Linked DNA regions of Homo sapiens: region 1 is linked to region 2. A link is an interaction called in ENCODE POLR2A ChIA-PET data of the cell type or tissue named here. Cell type or tissue: PC-9. All regions are shown on one strand. Links, peaks and the distances in the headings refer to the core of each region. The heading gives the core; the rest is flanking DNA. Region 1 has its middle 71 kb from the start of UBE2E1. Region 2 overlaps UBE2E1 (ubiquitin conjugating enzyme E2 E1).

Region 1 (12,258 bases), core at 2,244-10,243, 100 kb before region 2:
CCCAGGGGACAACATGGGCATGCTGGCATGAGGAGAAATGCACAGATCCCTTTCACAGCTGTCCGCTTCTCCCAACAAGGCCAACCAGGGAGCTTGAGATTGTGCCATCTCAAAATCTCTCCCCTCCAACCAGCTGAATCCTCCAGGCAACCCACTCACTTAACCATTTCTCTCTTCTAAGGGAGCAGAAACAAGAACCCAGCCCAGCGCGTGGGCTTCTGTGCCTTTTTCTGTGGCTTAGCTGAGCATTACTCTTAAATCCTTATTCTGATCTTTGTTTCATGTTTACAGAAGTGGATTCTTTTTATTCCTTTCCCCTGACAGGAATAATCCCTTTGGAATTTAAGCTTTTAAAGAGTAGCTCCTTGTGTTATTTGAAAGGCAGCCTAGGGGCTGCCCCTTTGCACACAGATCTCCTCCTTGCAGGAGGAGGTGTGGCTGGCCCAGGGCGGTGTGGGGACACAGACCTGAAGAACGTGAAGTGCATGACAAGCTCAGGCAGTCCTGGGGAAGGGAGTTCTCAGCTCCTATCTGGCCTCTCCCTCCCCCAGCTTTCCCCCATTCCTAGACCAGTCTGCACCAAGGGCAACCCTGAAACAGGAGAGGGAGGTAATGGGGGGAGGCTGTCAGCAGGAGGGGAGGAGTGGGCAGAAGATAACACTGACTTGTCACCTGCAGCCAGGGAGAGGGAGGGTGATGCCACAGTCGGCCCACCCTGGGACAGAATCTCACCTTTCTTTTTTTTGTTGTTGTTGAGATGGAGTCCAGCTCTGTAGCCCAGGCTGGAGTACAGTGGTGCAATCTCAGCTCACTGCAACCTCCACCTCCTGGGTTCAAGCGATTCGCCTGCCTCAGCCTCCCAAGTAGCTGGGATTACAGGCATGCACCACCACGCCCAGCCTTTTTTTTGTATTTGTAATAGAGATGGGGTTTCACCATGTTGGCCAGGCTAGTCTCAAACTCCTGACCTCAAATGATTCGCCTGCCTCAGCCTCCCAAAGTGCTGGGATTACAGGCATGAGCCGCCGCACCCAGCCAACCTCTCACTTTTCAAGGTCCCCTGGCTATTGAAACATGAAGACACCCTAGAGGAGGATTACAGACTCTAGGGGGCAAGTGAAATGCTGTCTGGATCCCTATCCACGAAGGAACTGGCACCCAGCTGCTGGGAGGAGGCCTGTGGTGGCCAGCCTCAGCCAACAGCCTTTTCAGAGATTGCCTCTACCGCAGAGAGCCACTTCAACCAGGTGACAAGGACAGCAAGAGAAAAAAAGCCTGGTCCTATCAGCTCAGCTGAGGACAACCCTGAAAGGCCATTTAAAACTCCCTGTGAGCGCAGCGCAGGCTGCCACTGGGCCACATCCCAGCCTACTTCTCACCCTGCCCACTCCTGCTTCCTTTTGTCCCCCTCCATGGCTGGTGATCCAAGGGTGGTCCCTAACTAGTATCTTGTCTGCTAACTCCATTGGCTTCCATAACATTCCTAACACATAAACATGCAATGCAATAGTCTGTACTTTTACATGATAATTGTGATTTTTTTAATGCTGATTCACGGTGTGTGACATCAATGAATTTTTTTCAATACTTGGTGCATATCTCTGTGTGTAGCCTTTAGTGACACAAAGTTATATGGGTTAGTTACTATTATCCACTTTTTTTTTTTTTAGAGACAGTTTCTCACTCTGTCCTACAGGCTGGAATGCAGTGGCGTGATCATGGCTCACTGCAGCCTTGAACTCCTGGGCTCAAGTGATCCTCCCACCTCAGCCTCCCAAGTATCTGGGACTACAGGCACATGTGACCACACCTGCTAATTTTTTTTTTTTTAATTTCTTGTACAGACAGGTTCTCACCATGTTGCCCAGGCTGGTCTGTAACTACTGGCCTCAAGCTGTCTTCCTGCCTCAGCCTCCCAAAGTGTTGGGTTTACAGGTATGAGCCACTGCACCGGGCCACTATTATCCTCTTTTACAGAAGAGCCAACCAAATAACAGACAGGAAAAATAACTTCCCCAACGTGACCCATCCTACGGTGGAGCCAGGATGTGACCCCAGGCAGGCTGGTTCCAGAATCTGCGCTTACAGGGCTCTACTCACCTGCCTGCCATCACTCTACATCTCTGGGCTGTTTCTACCTACCAGGCTGAGCCATGAGGTCAAGGATTGTGTCTCAATCTTAAACACTGTCGGGGGCAGGAGGGTAAAAATAAGTCTAAGAATATGAGAGAAAGGAATAACATGAACTTGAATATAAATGGCAAATCTCAAAGTAAAAAAAAAAGTTTTTTTTTGAGACAGAGTCTCTCTCTGTCACTCAGGCTGGAGTGCAGTGGTGCCATCTCGGCTCACTGAAACCTCCGCCTCCCAGATTCAAGAGATTCTCCTGCCTCAGCCTCCCGAGTAGTTGGGACTACAGGTGCCCGCCACCACACCTAGCTAATTTTTGTATTTTTAGTAGAGAGGAGGTTTCGCCACATTGGCCAGGCTGGTCTTGAACTCCTAACCTCAGGTGATCCACCTGCCTCGGCTCCCCAAAGTGCTGGGATTACAGGCGTCAGCCACCACACCAGGCCAAGTTAAAATTTTTCAAAGTTAAAAACATGACTCATAAGATGAACACATACCAAACATTTAACTGATGCTATAGCTCCCTAGGGCTGCTACAACAAATCATTACCCAGCAGGTGGCTCAAAACGACAGAAGCATGTTCTCTCACAGTCCTGGAGGCCGGAAGTCCAAGATCAAGATGACAGCAGGCCTCACTCCCTCCAAAGGCTCTAAGGGAGAAACTTTCCCTGCTTCTTCCAGTTTCTGGTGGCTGCCAGCATTCTCTGGCCTTCTTGGCATGTGGCCACATCTCTTATAAGGACACTTATCATTGAATTTAAGGCTCACATGGGTAATCCAGGATGATCTTATCCCAAGATCCTTAATTTAATTGTATCTGCAAAGGCCCTTTTTCCAAATAAGGTGACATTTCAAAGATTTGGATGTGGACATAATTTTGGGGGACCACCATTTAACCTACTACACTCATTAATGAGGAAATCAGCAGGGTGGTAAAGTTAATTCAAGGGAAAATTTGAGGAACAGGAGTTTATCTAGTCAGTCAGCAAAGGCATGCTGAAATAACTTGGCACAAATTGAATGGTTACTGTCTCACGGGACAACTACACTGTAACCTCTGGGGTTATCTTTTCCCACAGACAGAAACCTATTTGGGTAAAAATCTGTAAGTTAACATGTGACTTCACAGATTCTGGGCCCTAATCAATAGTAAATCAAACAAGGTACATTTGCTAGATCAACATTCCTCAATAGAACTTTCTGCAATGGTGGAATGTTCTACATCTGTGCTGTCCAATACGTTAGCCACATTTCAAGTGCTCATATATGGCTCAGGAGCTCTTGAAATGTACTTAGTAGGACTGAGAAACTGAATTTTAAATTTTATTTAGTTTTAACTAATTTAGATTCAAATATTAATAGCACCAGGCATGGTAGCTCTCATCTGCAATCCCAGCAATTTGGGTAGCCAAAATGGAGGCTCACTTGAGTCCAAGAGTTGCGGACTCGCCTGGGCAACATAGTGAGACTCCATCTCTACAAAAAAAATTTTAAATTAGCAGGGTGTGATGGTATGCGCCTGTAGTCCCAACTGCTCAGGAGGCTGAGGTGGGAGGATCACTTGAGCCTGGGGAGGTCAAGGCTACGGTGAGCCATGATTGCACCACTGCACTCCAGCCTGGGTGACAGAATGAGATCTGTCTCAAAAGAGAATAATAATAAAGAAAGAAATATAGATAGCTACAGGCAGCTAGCTAGTGGCTACAGTATTGGAAGGTGTGATCCTATAGATTTAAATAATCCCTACCAGGACCTAATAGACATGCTTGAATATAATATTGGAAAATATGCTGTTGCCTTATTTTCAAGTTTTCGTAATTTTTCTTAACACGTTAACAGCAGACCTCAGATGAGCAAAGTATGGGGAGTGGTGAGGCCTGCGGAAAACTGACAATTGCGTGTCCATGTAATTAGAAAAACACTTCCAGTTAGTTCCAATCAATCATTGCCCTGTTGTCAGAACTATTCATTTTTTAGAATATGACAGATGTGTGGGGTTTTATGCAAAATATCTTAATATTTAAATATTAGCCAAAGATTGGTAATCTCTGCTCTAGAGGAAATTGGCGCATGCTAATTAACCTCTTACGATCTGCTTCATTCCTAGTTACTCTTGTTCATATGCCATACTATCCAGCGCTGTGCCTCGTACACGTTAGACTCCCGTCCTCAGCAGTACAATTCATTTCAGTTCAACAAATATTTATTGAGCACCTACTGCATGCCAGGAACTGACCAGGAAGCAGGTCATTATAAGAATTAATAAAGTGCCTCCTTGTTTTCACAGGCTCCCATTCTGATCGAGATACCACACAAAGTCCTTTGTAAAGTAGGGTGATGGAGATCAAGGCACCAGGTGTCTGGGGAGTCAGGATGGCACTTGGCTCCAGTTGGGCAATTGAGGGAGGAGAAAATGGCAACCGAGCTGAACCTTGAGTAAGAAGAGTTGTTTGGGTGAAGTGAGATGGAAAGAGCATATTGGGCAGAGGCACTGCTGGGTGAGAGGGGAGATGCATCTATGGGCACAGCATGGCATATGAGGGAAACCTCAAGCAGTCAGTGTGACTAGAGCTTAAAATCTGAGGCCAGAATGGCCAGACGCGGTGTCTCACACCTGTAATCCCAGCACTTTGGGAGGCTGAGGCAGGCGGATCACTTGAGGTCAGGAGTTCAAGAACTGCCTGGTCAACATGGTGAAACCCTGTCTCTACTAAAAATAAAATATTAGTAAGGTGTGGTGGCGGGTGCCTGTAATCCCAGCTACTTGGGAGGCTGAGGCAGGAGAATCGCTTGAACCTGGGAGGTGGAGATTGCAGTGAGCTAAGATCAGGCCACTGCACTCCAGCCTGGGCAACAAGAGCGAGACTCCGTCTCAAAAAAAAAAAAAAAAAAAATTGAGGCCAGAAGAAATAGGAGGTGAAAGTAGGGAGGAAAGAAGGGTGAGATCATAGAAGGTATTATAGTCTATAATGTGAAGGGTGTTTTATCTCTGGCTTATCAAGACCATGAAATGAATGAATAGATGAATACATTCATTCAACAAATATTCTCCAAAGCTTGGCATTGAAGACACTGGAACTACAGGTAACAAAATTTGTAGAGTTTTCTTCTCATGGGGTTTATGTTCTAGCTGGGAGAGAAAAATGATAAACAAGTAAATAAGTGCAAAAATAAGATAGAATTCTAACCTGGGCACAGTAGCATGAGCCTGTAGTCCTAGCTACTTGGGAGGCTAAGGAGGGGGAATCAGCTGAGCCCAAGAGTTCAAGGCTGCAGTGAGCTGTGATTGTACCACTGAATTCTAGAATGGGCAACAGAGCAAGACCCTGTCTCTATTTAAAAAAAAAAAAATGGCTGGGCACAGTGGCTCACACCTGTAATCTCAGCAGTTTGGGAGGCCAAGGCAGACAGACTGCTTGAGCCCAGGAGTTTGAGAACAGCCTGGGCAACATACTGAAATCCTGTCTTTACCAAAAATACAAAAATTAGCCAAACGTGGTGGTGTGTACCTATGGTCCCACCACCTACTTCAGAGGCTGAGGCAGGAGGATGGCTGGACTGCAGCGAGCCGAGATCGTGCTACTGCACTCCACCCTGGGTGACAGCATGAGACCTTGTCTCAAAAAAATAGGGCCGGGTGCACTGGCTCACACCTGTAACCCCAGCACTTTGGGAGGCCAAGGCAGGCAGATCACGAGATCAGGAGTTTGAGACCAGCCTGACCAACATGGTGAAACCCCGTCTCTACTAAAAATACAAAAAATTAGCCGGGCATGGTGTCACACGCCTGTAATCCCAGCTTCTCAGGAGGCTGAGGCAGAATGGCTTGAACCCGGTAGGTGGAGGTTGCAGTGAGCCGAGATTGCGCCACTGCACTCCAGGCTGGGTGACAGAGCGAGACCCTGTCTCAAAAAAAAAAAAAAGATAAAATTCTAGATAGAATTCTTCAGCCTTAAAGAAAAGGAAATCAGAATGTTGGGGGGAGTGGTTTAGAGCTGGGAATCAGAGGTAATTAGGTAGGTGCTCAGCAAAGGTGGTATGTGACCTGGACCTGAATGTTGAGAAGGAGATAGTTGTATGATTCAGATTCTAGAAGAACAGCATTCCAGGTTCTTAATCCTCAGAATCATTCAGTAATGTTTATAGCCAAATTTAAAATCTAAATAGGAAAAAAAATAGCATTTGAAAACAGAAGAGAGAAAATTCACCTACAATCTTACTACCTTAACACCACTTCTATTTTTAGTCAGAGTGTATTTCCTTTAATCTGGGCCCGCATGCATATGTTTTTTGTATCATTTATCATAATCAACTGTATATACAGTAGTTAGCTCTTTTCACTTAAAATTATAAGCATTTTCTGTGATAACCATTATATTCCCGACCATTATAATTTTCCATTTCTTCATATTTGTCCATCCAGTGGCTCTGACATATACAGGAGTTAACCTTTTCCCTATTGCACATTTAGGTTGTTGTACAAATTGATGCATATGAGCATAGGCATCTTTACATACACGTATTTTTCCTCTGCTTTTGTATAACTTTCTTAGGATAGACTTCCTGAAATGGGAGATTTCTGTGTCAAAGGGAACACTTAATCTTAGAGGTTGTGATACAAGTTGCCAAATCTTTTTCCAAAATAAATAGGAAAAGAGATAGTGGTAGAGAGACAGAGAGATGGCGGGGCCTCAGGGTGGGGGGTTGGAATATGAGTAGGCAAAAATATGAACCATTATGCTCTGTGGGGGTAGGGAAGGATATCCTTGTCTCTTTTGCTTATTGTTGTATATGCAGTGCCTGGCACACGGTAAGAGCCCAATAATGGAGTAAGTTCAAGTTTTGCAGCTCAAGATTGATTTGCAGCTGAATTTGTTGTTGTGCTCCAAAGGAGAGAAATTTGCTAGGCAGGAGCAAACATTTTACATCACTCTGCTTTTGTAGCTTTGGCTTGTGATTAAAAGAACAAAAACAAAATAGATGTTTATGGAGATTCGACCGAGAAGGCAGGCTGAGCATATGTTTAAGCCTCCCCCTCCAATTCCTAGAAAACACTTAAAAGGTACATATTCTCCTGTTACAGATCCATTTATATGTGTGTGTTCACACATCCCACCCAGCCCCTTCCCCCAGCCAGTGGATCCAGGCCATGGTAAACAAATCCAGTACTCACAGCGATAAGCACAGCTTTAGGCTGGGTTCTTATAAATAGCTTCTGAGATGACTTGTAGGAAGCTGACTTATTAGAAAATATTCACAATAAGAATGGGTAGGGATATGGGGAATTGGGACCAGGAAGGGAAGAGAACATCCAAGGTGTAATGGCAAACAGACCCCTCAGAGGATAACCCTGGCTTCATACAAGGAGCTCTGGAGATAGTACAGGTCACACCACAGAGGTGCCCCCATCAAGCAGTGAGGGGCCTGGAGGATCCACATCTCCTGTGCTCATCAGTACATAAACTGTCCCGGGGGACATAAGCTCCCAGGCCCTTCTGGCTCTTGGTGTACACTGGCAAAGTGCCCATCCATCAGGCTGAGGCCTGGACCTCGACAGAGGCACAGATGCTGGCTGTTGGAGTAAAAGCATTCGGGAGCCTGTTTAGACTAAAGCGTTAAAGGGATTTGGGGGAAGGTAGATGGAGCCCTGCCAGCTCCTGCTTCAAGCTCACAACAGGAACCACCGTGAAAACTAACCCCATGAAAGGAGACATCAAATTTTACAAATGAAAGAACAAGCTCTGAGAAAAGAGTTAATTGAAAAATATAGAAAATGACTCTAGAATAAGTTTAACCTGTATCTTCATGGACAGAGAAGCAGATATTACATCTGCTGAATCAGAGATCTTGAAAATTAAGTCTTCGATCATAGACATTTTTTTTTTTGAAAATTAAGTCTTTGATCATAGACATTTTTTTAAAAAGTAGATGGACTAAATAGAATAAGAGAACAAATTAGTGAGCTAGAAGATTGAACTAAAGAACTCCCTGGAAAGAGATAAAAAGTATGAAAGAAAAGTTAGGAACATGGAAAATAATTTCATAAATTCCCATATCCGGCTAAGATTTCCAGAATGAGAGAACAAAGAGGATAGATAAGATAAAATACTTTGGGCCGGGCGCAGTGGCTCACGCCTGTAATCCCAGCACTTTGGGAGGCCAAGGCGGGTGGATCACCTGATATCAAGAGTTCAAGACCCGCCTGGCCAACAGGGTGAAATCCTGTCTCTACTAAAAATACAAAAATTAGACAGGCATGGTGGCACAGATGTGTAATTCCAGCTACTCGGAGGCTGAGGCATGAGAATCGCTTGAACCCAGGAGGCGGAAGTTGCAGTGAACCGAGATTGCACCACTGCACTCCAGCCTGGGTGACAGAGCCAGACCCTATCTCAAAAAGAAAAAAAAAAAAAAGAGAGAGAGAGAGAGAGAAAGTACTTTATTTATTTATTTATTTTGAGATGAAGTCTCGCTCTTGTCCCCCAGGCTGCAATGCAGTGGCACGATCTCGGCTCACTGCAACATCTACCTCCCAGGTTCAAGCGATCCTCCTGCCTCAGCCCCCCGAGTAGCTGGGATTACAGGTGCATACAACCACTCCCAGCTAATTTTTTGTGTTTTAAATAGAGATGGGATTTCACCATGTTGGCCACGTTGGTCTCGAATTCCTGACCTCAGGTGGTCTGCCCGCTTCAGCCTCCCAAAGTGCTGGAATTACAAGCGTGAGCCACCACGCCGGGAAGAGAGAAAGTACTTTAAAAGATAACAGAAGAAAAATGTCCCAAGTTAGTGAAATATATGAGCCAATTAAAGTCTCCAACAAGACCAAGCAGGACAGATGAAAAATGCTGCATAAATAGTGGTAACATTGTAGTAAAATTTCAGAACACCAAAGACAAAGTCCTAAATATTTCTGTGAGAAAAGCAGATCATGCACAGGCAAAGAGAAACAGAGAGGGAGAATGGCACACTGACCTCACACTTCTCATCAATAGTTGATGGAAGATAGTGAAGCTAGATCTTTAACATTCTGATGGGAAAAGGTTGTCAACATAAACATCAAATGCAAATATTAGTCGCCTGGGAACGAATACAAGCATTTCAGAAAAGCAAGAGTTCAGAAAATATACCATTCACAAACCTTGTTTGAAAGGATTTTGAAAGAATGTATTCTAACAACATGACAAAATTTAAGAAGAGCAACAGCATGGAGAAGCAATAGAAAATGGTAAGAGGAAATAAATTGGTAGACTGTAATGTTAAGAAAAGCAGGCCAGGTGTGGTGGCTCATGCCTGTGATCCCAGCACTTTGGGAGGCCAAGGCAGGAGGATTGCTTGGGGTCAGCAGTTTGAGACCAGCCTGGGTAACATAGCAATACCCCTGTCTGTATAATTAAAAATACATAAATAAATAAAACTGGACATAGTGGTGTATGCCTATAGTCCCAGCTACTCAGGAGGCTGAGGTGGGAGGATCATTTGAGCCCAGGAGCTCGAGGCTGCAGAGAGATATGATCATGCCACTGCACTCCAGCCTAAATATCAGAGCAAGACCCTATCTCTAAAAAAGGAAAACAAGGCCAGGCGCTGTGGCTCACGCCTGTAATCCCAGCACTTTGGGAGGCCGAGGTGGGTGGATCACCTGAGGTCAGGAGTTTGAGACCAGCCTGGCCAACATGGTGAAACCCGGTCGCTACTAAAAATACAAATCCCAGCTACTCGGGAGGCTGAGGCAGGAGAATCACTTGAACCTGGGAGGCAGAGGTTACAGGGAGCCGAGATGGCACCATTGCATTCCAGCCTGGGCGACAGAGCAAGACTCCATCTCAAAAAAAAAAAAAGGGGGAAAACAAATATTAACCGGGATTCCCATTTATTAAACACTGTGTGGGCCGGGCATGGTGACTCACGCCTGTAATCCCAGCACTTTGGGAGGCGGAGGCAGGTGGATCACAAGGTCAGGAGATCAAGACCATCCTGGCCAAAGTGGTGAAACCCCCATCTCTACTAAAATTACAATAATTAGCCAGGCGTGGTGGTGTGCGCCTGTAGTCCCAGCTACTCAGGAGGCTGAGGCAGGAGAATCTCTTGAACCTGGGAGGCAGAGGTTGCAGTGAGCCGAGCACTCCAGCCTAGGCGATAGAGCAAAACTTTGTCTCAAAAAACAAAACAAACAAACAAACAAACAAAAAAAAACCACTGTATGAACACTTATAATGTGTGTGTGTGACAAATAGTAACTTCGTTTATGATGATCTTCAAAGAAAGTGTCAACCAAGCAACATTTTCAAATGGATAACCTCTGTAATTTTTTAATGAACTTCACTGAAAATTGGAAAATGCCCAGAGACAGGTCCACCACAGTCATGATATGTGACTCAATTAGTATGAAACTGTGAAATTAGGGTCTGGGTGGAGCCACACACCTGAGTTATTTGTCATCTGGACTAAAGGTCTTTGTCCATTGGAATGGCATCCCGTGTATGGAATGGCATACACGCCCATTGATGTACATTCTTTCTTCTCAAACCACAGGTTCTCTTATTTTGTGAAATTTTTGGTTGACTCAGAATAAATTTGTATAATTCGCCCTTCTGGTCTTTCTATTAGAGCACTTAAATTATTCCACTGAAACATACCAAAAGCTTTCAGACCTTTAGCATTGACTGGGAAGTGATTGAATAACAAATGAACTCAAGTCATCAGGGAAACTCTTGTTTAAAAATAAAGGACTCAGCTGCTTTTAAACAGTTTTGCTTCAGCCCCCACTTATTTATCACACCTCTTAGAAGTTTAAAACTATTTGCTTTTCTCTGATTGATTTGATCCTTGGATTTAGCTGTCTTCTTCCACGGCAGGCAATGCGTGGAGGGTAACCCTCTTTGTTCAGGAGCCGTGTCCTCTGGTTAAGACAGTGCATTTTTGCTTCCATATCAGGAATTTCAGTGATATCCATTCTCCTCAGGGATTAGAGATTGTTAATTACTTTCTGTTTAAAAAAAAAAAAAAGGGAACCCGCAGCACTGCAGCTTGGCAGGTTCTCTAAAAATAGAGGATTTAGGTTATTTTTAAAAACCCTCATTGAGGGATCATGACCATGAGTCACATTTATCTCCAGAGTTTGCCTGCTGAAGGAAAACCACATGGTTCTGTGGACATTTAAACCCTCCCTGAAACACTGCCACCTCTACAGAACAAACAGTCCCATCTACCCATCCATGAGGAAATGGAGAAGAATTTGTGCCTGTGGAATTTGAGGACCCAATTTAGTTTAAAATAGATATTTCATGTCCAGAGGCTGTGAACTGTTTTCTAAGCACGAGCTCTTACTAATGTTTGTCATGCTGCTGTATGGCTCATTTTACTTATTGTTAGGTTTATTCTTTTCCTTTTTCAGAAATATTCACAATCTAATGAAGAAATATTCATTGAGGAAGAGCTCTATGGCCTGGGAGGTATCAGTCTTCTCCAAGACATCAATTTTACTTGCTTACAGAACATAAAAAAGAAATTTTATGTGATAAATGCATTAATCTACAGCTACTTATGATTAGGCTGTTCTGGCTAAAATGGAATACATTATCTGTAAGACATCTTTCATACTCCCAAGGCACTTTAAAATAATGAAAACATATAAAATAATATCTAAGTAATTAAAGTAATGGCAAATAAAAACTTAGCATTATATGGAATTGCCTATCGGAGTAATATATCTCTTTTTATAAGCCCTTTGTGATATTGCTATTAATTTTTAAGTAACAAAATATTGCTCTTGAACCAAAAATGGGATATTAACTAACATATACACTATTAATTGCTTTACAAATGCAAAGTGCTAAATTCCAGCTCATAAAAATAAACCTTTGAGGATATCTAATAAAATCTACACACAGTGCCTGCTTCTGAATCATCTAAGGAGTAGAGGAGACTCCTCATATTGCTTCATAAAAAAAGAGACACTGTGTCCCTTCTGTGAGTGGATTTTTCTGCCTCAGGAAGCCTGGTATTGTCCACCCTCTCTCCCCACCTGGCAGTCATTCTTTCCGTTCACCCCTCCCCTTCCTTGATGACTCAGGTATTTATTCACATCCCCCTTTCTGATAATGAGTCCTCTAAGCCACAAAGTA
Region 2 (12,258 bases), core at 2,319-10,318:
GAGTGCAGTGGTGTGATCACAGCTCACTGCAGCCTTGATGTCCCAGGCTCAGGTGATCCCCTCCCACCTTAGCCTCCTAAGTAGCTAGGACTACAGGCACGTGCTACCACACCCAGCTAAGTTTTGTATTTCTTTTTTTTTTTTTCTGTGAGACAGAGTCTCACTCTGTTGCCCAGGCTGGAATGCAGTGGTGCGATCTCAGCTCAGTGCAACCTCTGCCTTCCAGGTTCAAGCCATTCTCCTGCCTCAGCCTCCCAAATGCTGGAATTACAGGTGCCCGCCACTATGCCTGGATAATTTTTGTATTTTTTGTAGAGGCAGGGTTTCACCATGTTGGCCAGACTGGTCTTGAATGCCTGACTGAGCTCAGGTGATTCGCCTGCCTCCGCCTCCGCCTCCCAAAGTGCTGAGGTTACAGACATGAGCTACCATGCCCAGCCAAATACTTTTTTCTAAAGGAAGAAAACTTAGTCATTTATTTAGCTTTAATAATTGGCTTTTTGAGTTTGTTCAATACTTTAAGCTCTGTGAGCATATGGATCATGTCAGCCATCTAGCACAGGGTTTAGAAAACAGTAACTGCTCAAACTTTTGCTGTGAATGAATGAAGGAGCAAATGAATGATTTTCCTGAAAGGGAAATAAAAACAGAATTCAGTTTCTGATCATTGTCCAGGGAATGGCTTGGACACAAATAGTTGACCTGTTGGAAGAGAATATACATTTTTAATAAAGGAGAAGGGACTGTGTTTTTCCTGGAGGGAGGAGACCTGTAAAGAAAAATATAGAGGTGTGGGGGGCTGGGCGCAGTGGCTCACGCCTGTAATCCCAGCACTTTGGGAGGCCGAGGTGGGCAGATCACCTGAGCTCGGGAGTTTGAGACCAGCCTGGTCACCATGGCAAAACCCCATCTCTACTAAAAGTACAAAAATTAGCCAGGCGTGGTGGTGGGCACCTGTAATCCCAGCTACTCAGGAGGCTGAGGCAGGAGAATCGCTTGAACCCGGGAGGTGGAGGTTGCAGTCAGCCGAGAGAGAATCGCTTGAACTCAGTGGGTAGAGGTTGCAGTGAGCTGAGAGAGAATCGCTTGAAGCCGGGAGGCGAAGGTTACAGTGAGCCAAGATCTTGCCACTGCGCTCCAGCCTGGACAACAGAGCGAGACTTTGTCTCAAAAAAAGAAAAATACAGGGATGTGGTGACTCACACCTGTAATCTCAGCACTTTGGTTAGCTAAGGCGGGTGGATTGCTTGAGCCCAGGAGTTTGAGACCAGTCTGAGCAACATGGTGAAACCCCCATCTCTACAAAACAAATTTTAAAAAATAATCCAGGTGTGGTGGTGTGCCTGTCATCCCATGTACTTGGGAGGCTGAGGCAGGAAGATTGCTTGAGCCCAGGAGATTGATGCTGCAGTGAGCTGTGTTTGTGCCATTGTACTCCAGCCTGGGCGACAAAGTGAGACCCTGTCTCAAAAAGTGGGAGAAAAAGAAAAATATAAAGTATTCAAGTTAATTTTAACTATATAACACCATACCTTTTGGTCAATTTTTCAATTTTTGTCCCTTTTCTCCCATTTTTCCTCAGTCTCCATATATTTGTCTCTTAGCACTTCCTTTTATTTTCCATAACGTACCTCTCAGTAGAGTATAAAATGGAGATATTTTTTATTTTTAAAATATGAGTTTTGTGTTGCTTGTTCCTAACCTTAAAAAATGATTGGTATATGGTATGTGCCTTTCTTGACAGTGAACTATTTGATAGTCATATATTTAAAATTAAGAATTTAATAGACCTTCCCACTAGGGAAGCATTTGTTTCCTAGGCACCTTTGGAAGGTGCTACATTAATGAATTAGTTTTATTATTTTAGATAAATTGTTTTTCCCTATTTTTAGAATATTAATAGAGTCAGGTTGGAAGATACAAATAAACACTGATTCAGAACGCCACATGAGAGTCTGAAAGCCATGTCATAGCAGTAGTTAAACAGAGTATTAAATGCAGATGAACAAGATGTCGGAAAGCAATGGTAATGTTAGCAAAGCTAGAGAGAAGATAATTTCTTATATTTTACAGCAAATGTTGTTGTCTATGTAAAGAAAATTATAGGCATGACTGTGAAGAAATGAGGTTTATTTAAGATGCCAAAAGTGGCTGGGCGTGATGGCTTATGCCTGTAATCCCATCGCTTTGGGAGGCCAAGGCAGAAGGATTTCTTGGGGCTAGAAGTTCAAGACAAACCTGAGCAACACAGCGAGACCCTATCTCTACAGAAAATTTAGGAAATTAGCTGGGCATGGTGGCATGTGCCTGTAGTCCCAGCTACTCGAGAGGCTGAGGTGGGAGGATCACTTGAGCCCGACAGGTTGACGCTGCAGTCAGCCGTGTTTGTACCACTGCACTCCAGCCCTGTCTCAAAAAAAAATAAAAATAAAAAGATGCCAGAAGTTTTGTATCAGAAAATTTCAACAGTGCAAAAAAGCCTTATGGTAAAAAATAAATAAAAAGAAATAAAATAAAACTTCAAGAGGTTAACTCTTGGTCCATTATTTAAAACATTTTTTGAAGTGTCTTTGGACAAGGCCTTTTACAGCTCATTTGTGATAGTCATACAGTTTTCTTTGCTGTAATAAAAGCTTGGTTTTGAGTCTCACCATTGAGTTCAAATCTTAACTCTGCCTCTTGATGGCACTATAATCTTGGGCAGATCATTTAACCTCTAGCAGCTTTATTTTCTCATCTATAAATCAGAGCTAATAACCCCCATCAAATTCTCCTTCAGAGGACAAATGTTTGTCACCATTTAGGGTGATTTTTCTAAAATATGTCTAATTGTTCTACTTGCCCACTTAAAATTCCCCCATCTTTCTCACATAACCTCTGTAGCATGTCCCATTACTCTGTAGCTTTTCTGTGTTTGCTTCTAACCTTCCTTCCTCCTGTGCTTTTTCCAAGTTCTTTTCCCTGAACAGCACTGCTAGCTGCTCCTGGCAGCTTTTTATTTAAAAAATGAAAAAAAGGCCAGGTGCCATGGTTCAAGCCTGTAATCTTAGTGCTTTGGGGAGCTGAGATGGGAGGATTTCTTGACCCCAGGAGTTTGAGGCTGCAGTGGGCTGTGATTGCATCACTGCACTCCTTCCTGGATGACAGAGCGAGACCCCGTCTCTAAAAATAAAAAAGGAAAAAAAAACTTACACTGCTCTTTTTAATACTAGGAAAGCTCTTTGAGATTAGAAATTGGCTGATGTTTTTTCTTACAGTTTTGTTTTATAAATTTTTTAACTTAAAATATTAATGTAATGAAAGAAATCACTTTGGAGGAAATTTAAAACTAAAATGAATTCATACTGAATTATGTTTTAAGACTTGTGGTATTCCCTGTAATGCATAAAAAGCAATGTGAGGAATCACTGCTCAAATTGATAATGTTTAAAATGGAGAATAAGAGCATAGAAAAAAAAATACGGGACTAATTGTACAATATTTTAACATTTTTAGGTTTTACATATTGAGTTAACCTGATCACCTACTTGAAGCAGTCTAGCATTAACTGTTAAATGTTTAATGAAGTAGTTCTCAACCTTGGCTGCTATCTCAGTTACATGTAATGTTTTAAAAAAATGCAGGCCAGGTTGGGTGGCTCATGCTTGTAATCTCAGCACTTTGGGAGGTTGAGGCAGGAGGATTGCTTGAGCCCAGGAGTTTAAGAGCAGCCTGGGCAGTATAGCAAGATCCTGTCTACAAAAAATTTAAAAATTAGCTAGATGTGCTGGTGCGCACCTGTGGTCCTAGCTACTCAGGAGGCTGAGGTGGGAAGATCACTTGAGCCCAGGAGGTCGAGGCTAAGTGAGCTAGGATCATGCCAGTACACTCCAGCCTGAGCCACAGAACAAGACCTGCCTCAAAACAAAAACCAGAACAAAAAACAGTCACACCAGGGCCCCATCCTATTGGAATCATCTCTAGGGGAGGTTCCCACACCTGCATTAAAACAAAACTCAGAAGCCAAGGGTAAGAACCAAGGAAGTAATGTATACTTTTAAAGTAATGTATACGTTTTAAAATTTGCATACAGTGTACCTCTGGTAATTTCCAGGCTTTTATGACATATAATCATCAATTATTCAAAATAAAAAGTGAATCAATTTTAGAAACTCCCCTCCTCCCCCCTTTTTTTAGACATTAGAAGTTAAATCTCACGGTTTACCTGTATCAATTTGCAGATTATTGTTTGAAAAATTCTGGTGAATTGAGACTGCATTAAATTTCTCTGGATAATCTACATAAATAATCCTCAAAATAAAAGGTTCATTTCAACACGTAATAGCTTTATATTTAAAGGCATTAGGAAAGGGGGAGGCAGGGAGGGAAAGTTAGCATCTGTTTCCTGTGAGTTTTAAGCTATTTCTAATAACTTCTTTTCAGCTGCTGCTTTTATGATCTAGTTTATGGCACAGATAAGATATATATTTCAGAAAAAATGTTTTGAGCTTTTGCTGTTGATGTTAAGATTACGATTTTTCTGTTAAATAGGACATTTGGAACAAGAACTGTTTAGGATATAGATGAAATACATTGAAACAGCAAGAAGTTAAAGCATTTTAAAAAGCCTTGTGAATAAATCTTTACAAGAGAGTTTTTATAACTAAAGTTAATAGGAATATCTAAAATGAATATCCAGCTAGTAAAATTAGCCATCCATTCATGAATTTAGGAAATAACTGATTTAGAATGCTATATAAAAAAAGAGTTTCTCTTTTCACTTAGTCCTCACAAGTTTTCACCTATAATGTATTTACTCATTAAACATCAGATGTCTTCCACATGCCATGTGCTGTACTGGGGAAGACATAAACAGGAGAGACTAGGTCCAGACTCTGTTGGAGCCCTTAGTCTAGGGGAGTAAGGGATTTTAAGTAAGCAATAGAAGAGATGTGTGTGTTCCTCTGAAAACTGCAAGGTATTTCAGTGAGGCAGCTCTTTTGTTCTTTTTCCAAAAGAGTGACATTGGCTTTTCTTGGAAGTTTTAGAGCTGAAAGGGAACTTAGATCTAGTTCAGTTCCTCATTTTACAAATGAACACACTCAGATCTAGGGAAGTGAGGTGACTTTCCTAAAATGGCTCAGCTGAGGACTGGTATGGTTGGGATAGAACATGGGTCTTCTGATTCTTAACCATTGTACACTCTCTACCGTGTCCCTCAGGGGCATGTGAAAGTAAATGACATATGACAGACAGAATCATGCCCAGGAATCTATTCATTCTGCACACTATGATTGATCTAGTTTATGTTCTCTTTGTGCTAGATGGTGGCATCACTCATGATGAAGAAGATAAAGCTCTTGTTAAGTAGTTTATGGTCTATCATGAAAAGATGGGCAATTTGGGAAATCTGTGGCTTGTTAACTTGTTTGGCATATTGAGTAACATGGCAGGTTCTGGAGCCAGACTGAGTTAAAATCCTAGCTCTCACATAATAGCTATGTAATTTGGGGAAGGAACATAAATCTCTACTCTGTTTCCTTATCTGTAAGATAGGGATAATAATGCCTACCTCATAGAGTTTTTAGGATTTAGAAATGTATATAAAGCACTTGGAACAGTGCCTGGCTCACAGTAAGCACTAACACTAACAAAAAAGTTATACTATTATTTTCACCTCAGTTATACAGGTGAGGAAGTTGAAACATAAAAAAGTTAAGTAACTTGCCTGTGATCATAAAGCTAGAAAGTTTGGGAGCCAGAATTAAAATACAGGAGTCTGAGTGCTCTGTTTAGATTTAGGACCTGAGCCAGGGAGTGTGTTCCAAACCCAGCACTAATACTTGAGAAGCTCTCAAAACTGTAAGTATCCCCAGGATACTGGTGTCTCAAAAAGATAGTAATGTGTTAACTGTAAGCTATTTAGTGATACATTTGCTTTCTTCTGCAGAGAGGAGGGACTGAATTTTGGGACTGTTGCCTGCACCATCCCAGTCCAACTTGCTATGTGTTTTTATTTTTAGCCATTGGCTGATTCCAATTTGAAATTCAGAGGATTTGTGATATATTATGTGATATGTTTTAAAAATTACTAGCTCCTTGCTGCATTTTATAAAGCGTTGGAGATAGTTTTTCTTTGGTTGGCTGATTGGTTTTGGTGTTTTGTTTTTTAGAGGACTAGCCTACACCTGGTTTGAGTAAGAAAGTTTTGTTTGAGAAGCAGCGTTTTTACCACCTTCAATCTTTTGAGGAACTTTTGGCATGTGGAAAATTAAATACTACAAACTTTCAATAGAAGGTAGACAGGTAATATGGAGAACTGAGAATTAGAAATCTTGACCATGCTGTTGGGAATTTCCCTTTTCTTTCTGCTTGTCCACTAATCTGCATTGCTTATTAAAACAGGTTGATACTTTTAAGGCTCTGCAAAGAAGTTCTTTTCATTGGTTAGTATCTAATAAGTGATAGCTGGTACAGGACTTTAAAAATATATAATAGGGGTTTATTTTCTTTATTTTTATTATTTATTTTATTTTTTTTTGAGACAAGGTCTTGTTCTGTTGCCCAGGCTATAGTGCAGTGGCACAATTACAGCCTACTGCAGTCTCAGCCTCCCGGGCTCAAGTAATCCTCCTACCTCAGCCTCCTAAGTAGCTGGGACTATAAACGTGAGCCACCACACCTGGTTAATTTTTGAACTTCTTGGTAGAAAATGTTTCGCCATGTTGCCCAAGCTAGTCTTGAACTTCTGGGCTCAAGTGATCCTCCCTCCTAGGCCTTCCAAAGTGCTGGGATTACAGGCATGAACCACCATGCCTGGACTAGCGGTTTCTTTTAAACAGCATATAATTGGGACTTGCTTGTTTTTCCAATCTGACAATCTTTGCTTTTAAATTGGAATGGTTAGACCATTAACATTTAATGTTATTGTTGACATGATTGGATTTATTTATTTATTTTTATTTTTTGAGATGGAGTCTTACCCTGTCACCCAGGCCGGAGTGCAGTGGCCTGATCTCAGCTCACTGCAACCTCCGCCCTGCAGGGTTCAGGAGATTTCTCCTGCCTCAGCCTCCTAAGTAGCTGGGATTACAGGCATGCACCAGCACTCCTGGCTAAATTTTGTATTTTTAGTAGAAATGGAGTTTCACCATGTTGGCCAGGCTGTTCGCAAACTCCTGAGCTGAAGGGATCTGCCTGCCTCGGCCTCCCAGAGTGCCGGGATTACAGGTGTGAGCCACTACCGTGCCAGGCCTGATATAATTAGATTTAAATTAATTTTCAATTTATCCTATTTGTATTTCCTTTTTTCATGCTTGCTTTTGGGTTGAGTTTTTTTTTTTTTAATGATACTATATTAATTAATTTCTCTTCTGTATTACCAGCTATAACTTTTTTTGTTTGTTTTTTAGTGGTTGCTTTAGAATACATCTTTATAGAATACATCTTTAGCTTATCACAGACTACGTTCACGTGATAATTATACCCCTTCACCCACAGCGACCCCTCAACAATCCCTCTCCCAGCATTAGTGCTGTTATTGTCATATATTTTATTCTGCATGTTATAAACCCCAAAATATATTGTTACTATTTTTGCTTTAAACATTATCTTTTAAGAGATTTAAAAAATAATTTAGCCGGGTGCGGTGGCTCATGCCTGTAATCCCAGCACTTTGGGAGGCTGAGGCGGGTGGATCACGAGGTCAGGAGATCGAGACCATCCTGGCTAACACGGTGAAACCCTGTCTCTACTAAAAATACAAAAAAATTAGCCGGGCATGGTGACATGCGCATGTAGTCTCAGCTACTTGGGAGGCTGAGGTAGGAGAATCACTTGAACCCAAGAGGCAGAGGTTGCAGTGAGCCAAGATCACTCCACTGTACTCCAGCCTTGGCAACAGAGAGAGAGTCTGTCTCAAAAAAAGAAAATAATAATAATAATAATAATAATTTAAAATTTTATATTTTCCACACATTTATTACCATTTCTGGTGTTCTTTTTTTCTTTGTATAGTTTCAGATATTCACTCACTGACATCTCCTTCTGCCTGAGAGACTTCCTTTAACATTTCTTGCAGTCAGGTCTGCTGGTGACAAATTCTTTGTTTTATTATGTCTGAAAAAAATCTTTGTCTTTTTTTTTGGAAATGTTCCTGTTGGATATAGGATTTTAGGCTGACAGTTTTGTTTTTTACTTAAAGATGCTATGTAACTGTCTTCTGACTTGCATTGTTTCCAGTGAGAACTCTGTAATCCTTAGTTTGTTTCTCCATATAATGTGTCATCTTTTTGTCTGGCTACTTTTAAGAATTACTCTTTATCACTGGTTTTACACAGTTAGATTATGATATACCTTTTGATGTAGTTTTTTTATTTTTTGTATTTCTTGTGCTTGGTGTTTGTTCAGTTTCTTGGCTCTATGAGCTTATAGTTTCATCATATTTGGAAAGAAAGTTTGTTTTCTGTGTTTCATTTGAATAATTTTTATGGCTGACTTCAAGTTTCTTATTTTTCCTTTGCATAGTCTAACATGCTGTTAATTTCAGTATATGTTTAATCTCAGTTGTTGTATTTCTTCATATCTGGAAGTTTGATTTGGATCTTTTTATAATTTCTATGAGTCCACTTACCATGGTCAGGTATTTATCATTTTAAATTTATGATTACAGTTATAACAAGCGTTTACTGTCTTTTTGTCCACTAATTTCATTATCTGGGTCATTTCTGGATCAGTTTCTATTGATTGGTTTTTTACCTTATATTTTCAAGCCCCTGCACATGCGTGATAATTTTTTGTTGGATACCAAACATTGTGAATTTTGCCTTTTTGAGTGCTGCCTTTTTGTATTCTTAAAAATATTCTTGAGCTTTGTCGTAAGGTGCAGTTAAGTTGGAACTTAGTCTGATCCTTTTGAGGCCTGCTTTTAAGCTTTTAAGGCCTCCTTTTGAAGCCTGCTTTTGAGAGTGACCAGAACAGCTATTAAGGCTAATTTTTACCATTCACTGAGGCATCACCATTCTGAGTATTCTGCTGGATGGCCCATAAGTTACCAGGGTCTTTTTCTTTCTGACTAATGGCAATGCAAACTATTCTCAGCCCTGTGCGAGCTCTGGGGAGTGTTCTCTCTGTTCTCTGGTGATTCTTTCCCTGGCATTGCGTAGTGTCCTCTCATGCATGTGCTAATTCATGCTTAGGTAAATACTTGACGGGACCCTCTACAGATCTCCGGAGTTCTGTCTCTGTGCAGCTCTGGTACTTGTGAACTCTGACCACTTAGGTTATTCCTTCCTGCACCACAGGCGATTGTAGGTCTCAATATATTTAGTTTTCCTTTCTCAGAGATCACTGCCTTGCACTACCTGATGTCCAGTGTATGGAAACTGCTGTTTTATATATTTTGTCAGTTTTTTTGTTGTTTAAGTGGTAGGGCAGATTTAGTATCTGATATACCATCTTGGTTAGAAGCTGAAGTGACTTTACAGCCCATGATACTTTTTGTAAATAAAGATTAGTCGTTAGAAAACAATACTTTCATGCTGTTTCAGCTTTTATACATCTATAATGATATTATTTACTTTTAGAGATGCGGGTGAACTGTTTGAAAAGATTGAAAAGATATAAAGAGTTATTGGATTCTTTACATCATGAGCGAGGAAAAAAATTAAGCTCGTCTTAAATGGCTATGTTTCAATTTTATCTGCTATAAATGGGTAAGAGTTAGATTTTATTTAAAATTCATCTTGGCATTTAGAGACTGATACTGTTTCTGGCCATATCAGCTGAACTGTGTCATTAGAATTTTTAATTGTTTTAGGGTTTTTTTTTTAAGAATAGATGATTGATTTTTTTCTGTCTCTCTACTCTTCTTACTCAGAATTAGATGTGCTTTGAGCACGTATTAATTCTAATACGATTAAAGGTCAAGCCATACCACAAGAATATTTATATTATATGTGTTGATTAGAGTTGGACTTGTAATGGCCGCATTGTTAGAGATTGCATTTCTACTTTCCATGAATTCTGTTGGATTTGCAGATAAAATGTTTTCTGTCTAATAGGGAGAAAATATAAATATCATGCATTCATCTCTCATACTTTTTCATGTATCATGCCATTCACAGTTCTAGGATTCTGGAGCCACATTTGTAGCCACCATTAACCAAAACAAAAACAATCCCACATGACTATTACCTTTGAATTCAGTATTGTACTGTATTATTCTGACACAGAAATTTGAAATCCAATGGGTTGGTGAGTGAAAAAGTCACATGCAGCTGACAGTCACAGTTTTTATATGACTCTCCTAGATCTTTTTGTTTTGTGGACGTATGTTTGGGGGTAGATGGTTTAGAGTTCTATTAGGAGAGAGATGAAGGTATTCTAGGTGAGTGTTGAGTGGCTGACTGCTGTTAGAGGGCAAAATGGGATAATCTTTTACAAAAAACTTGAGGTACATGATTTAGTACTTTGATTATCCTAGTGATTGTTACACTGAATCAGAAAATGCATTTACCTTAAAACCTTTATTGTAACTAGGTGAAAGTAAATGTGGTGTAACTTTTGGTTTGACTATAATGGGCAGTGGAATCTCAGATGTTAGGATCAGGTAAGAAGAAAGATTGAACTATGTCATGACCCAGTAAGTGAAGGGGTGTGTGTGTGTGTGTGTGTGTGTGTGTGTGTGTGTGTGTGTGTGTGTGTGGTGTTGTTGTTGTTGGCGACAGGGTCTCAATTCGTCGCCTAGGCTGGGATGCAGTGGTGCAGTCACGACTCACTGCAGCCTCAACCTCATGGGCTCAGGCAGTCCTCCCACCTCGCCTCCTGAGTAGCTGGGATGACAGGCACATGCCACGATTCCCAGCTAATTTTTCTATTTTTTTGTGGAGACGGAGTCGTGCCATGTTGCCCGGCCTGTTGTTCGTTTTTCTTTGAAGAATATACCTTTTTATTTTATTATCATTTGCTATAAATATCACTAAACTTTGTCATCCTAAGTGAGATAATAAGGCAAGATATTTCAAGGCCTCCTTTTGTTATGTAAGCTGAATTCATAGCTTGAGGAAATAAGTCGGAGTCTCATACCTCTGTGTCAACACTGAACAGCATTTTTTGTGACGTAAAATCTCATTATCACAAATTACAAGTGCGCTATTCGGTTTTTAAAAATTTTAATTTTGGTTTTTGAAGTCACACATAAGTTTTTATACTTTTTGAGGGAATAAAGATTTCTAATTGTACAACAGTAAATGGAATAAACAATAATAACTTTGAGTCTTCTGGAATAGATGTTCAAAAGATCAAATTTTCCATATCTCTGTAATCTAACTATAACCTCTGAGGGCAAGGGCTTGTTTTATTTGAATAAAGAACCCTATAGTAGCATGATTATGGTAGTTATGGTATAACTTTATACCATAAAATATCCCATGTGCTATTATACTGTGGCATAGCATATATACTATATATGTTACAGTTACATATAAAAATATATATTATAGTAGTATATAGTATGATTATTTGGCTTAAAGCTTTTTTTTTTTTTAGCAGGAGCATAGTTCAAGGACAATTTTTTTCAGATTAAAATGGACTTTCTTTGGGAAGCCATCTGTCCCCCCAGACTAAGTTTTGTTGAGAGTAGTGACAGGGACAGAGGCAAGACCATTAGGTTACCATAATACCTGGACTTAGTTTGTATAATCGAGGTTAATGCCAGTCTTGTTGACTGCAGGACATACAGTTCCTAACATATTGCTTAGCATATAATATGTGTTAAATATTTGTTGACATTCGGAACTGTGCACAATGTTTTATGAGTCAGGACCATTGAGTTGCACAACTGTGGCACACCATTCACATAATGATAATATAGATTTTCTCAGTTCTGAGTTTGCTTGCTGCATAAATGTCTTAAGTCTTTGGCACCTACTGCTGTTAGAATATAGTGGCATTTGAACACACAATTAAGTATTTAGCTTATGTTACACATAATCAACTTTCAATAAATGAGATCTATAATAATTTGCCTACTCCACTCTCACCTTCCACAGTCATTTCTCCCCTGCTTCCTATTGGTTGTTTTGTTTTGAACCAGCACCCTTCCAACTCCCCCAGAGCATCCCACATCATTAGCTTCACAAGCATCTTCCATACCAGTGTCATCTTTAACAACTGTGTGGCAGTTTGGACAATGACAATCCAAATGACCCTCAGATGTATTCTAGCTATTCTTGACTGCCTTCTGGAGTCAGTATTTTCAGCCAAACAGTGAAAATTAAC

The links. Peaks named below come from ENCODE experiments on the same cell type or tissue, not always from the same donor. Only the 100,000 strongest peaks of a DNase experiment are listed, where the experiment ranks them.
Region 1: POLR2A ChIA-PET joins it to region 2 with 12 read pairs; 2 of 35 experiments call an interaction of 5 or more read pairs at or near these places.

Annotation. Positions count from the first base shown.
Region 1 is chr3:23,728,495-23,740,752 of GRCh38, forward strand. No RefSeq gene overlaps it. Among named protein-coding and RNA genes, the nearest start is that of UBE2E1, 71 kb to the right of the region's middle. In PC-9, for the core only: no CTCF peak of the experiment used is centred there; DNase peaks (open chromatin) are centred at 2,667, 6,167 and 6,667; H3K4me3 peaks cover 816 bases; H3K27ac peaks cover 6,340 bases.
Region 2 is chr3:23,831,566-23,843,823 of GRCh38, forward strand. The region is part of intron 3 of UBE2E1 (ubiquitin conjugating enzyme E2 E1); the gene reads left to right. Among named protein-coding and RNA genes, the nearest start is that of UBE2E1-AS1, 31 kb to the left of the region's middle. In PC-9, for the core only: a CTCF peak has its summit at 2,763; no DNase peak of the experiment used is centred there; H3K27ac peaks cover 1,246 bases.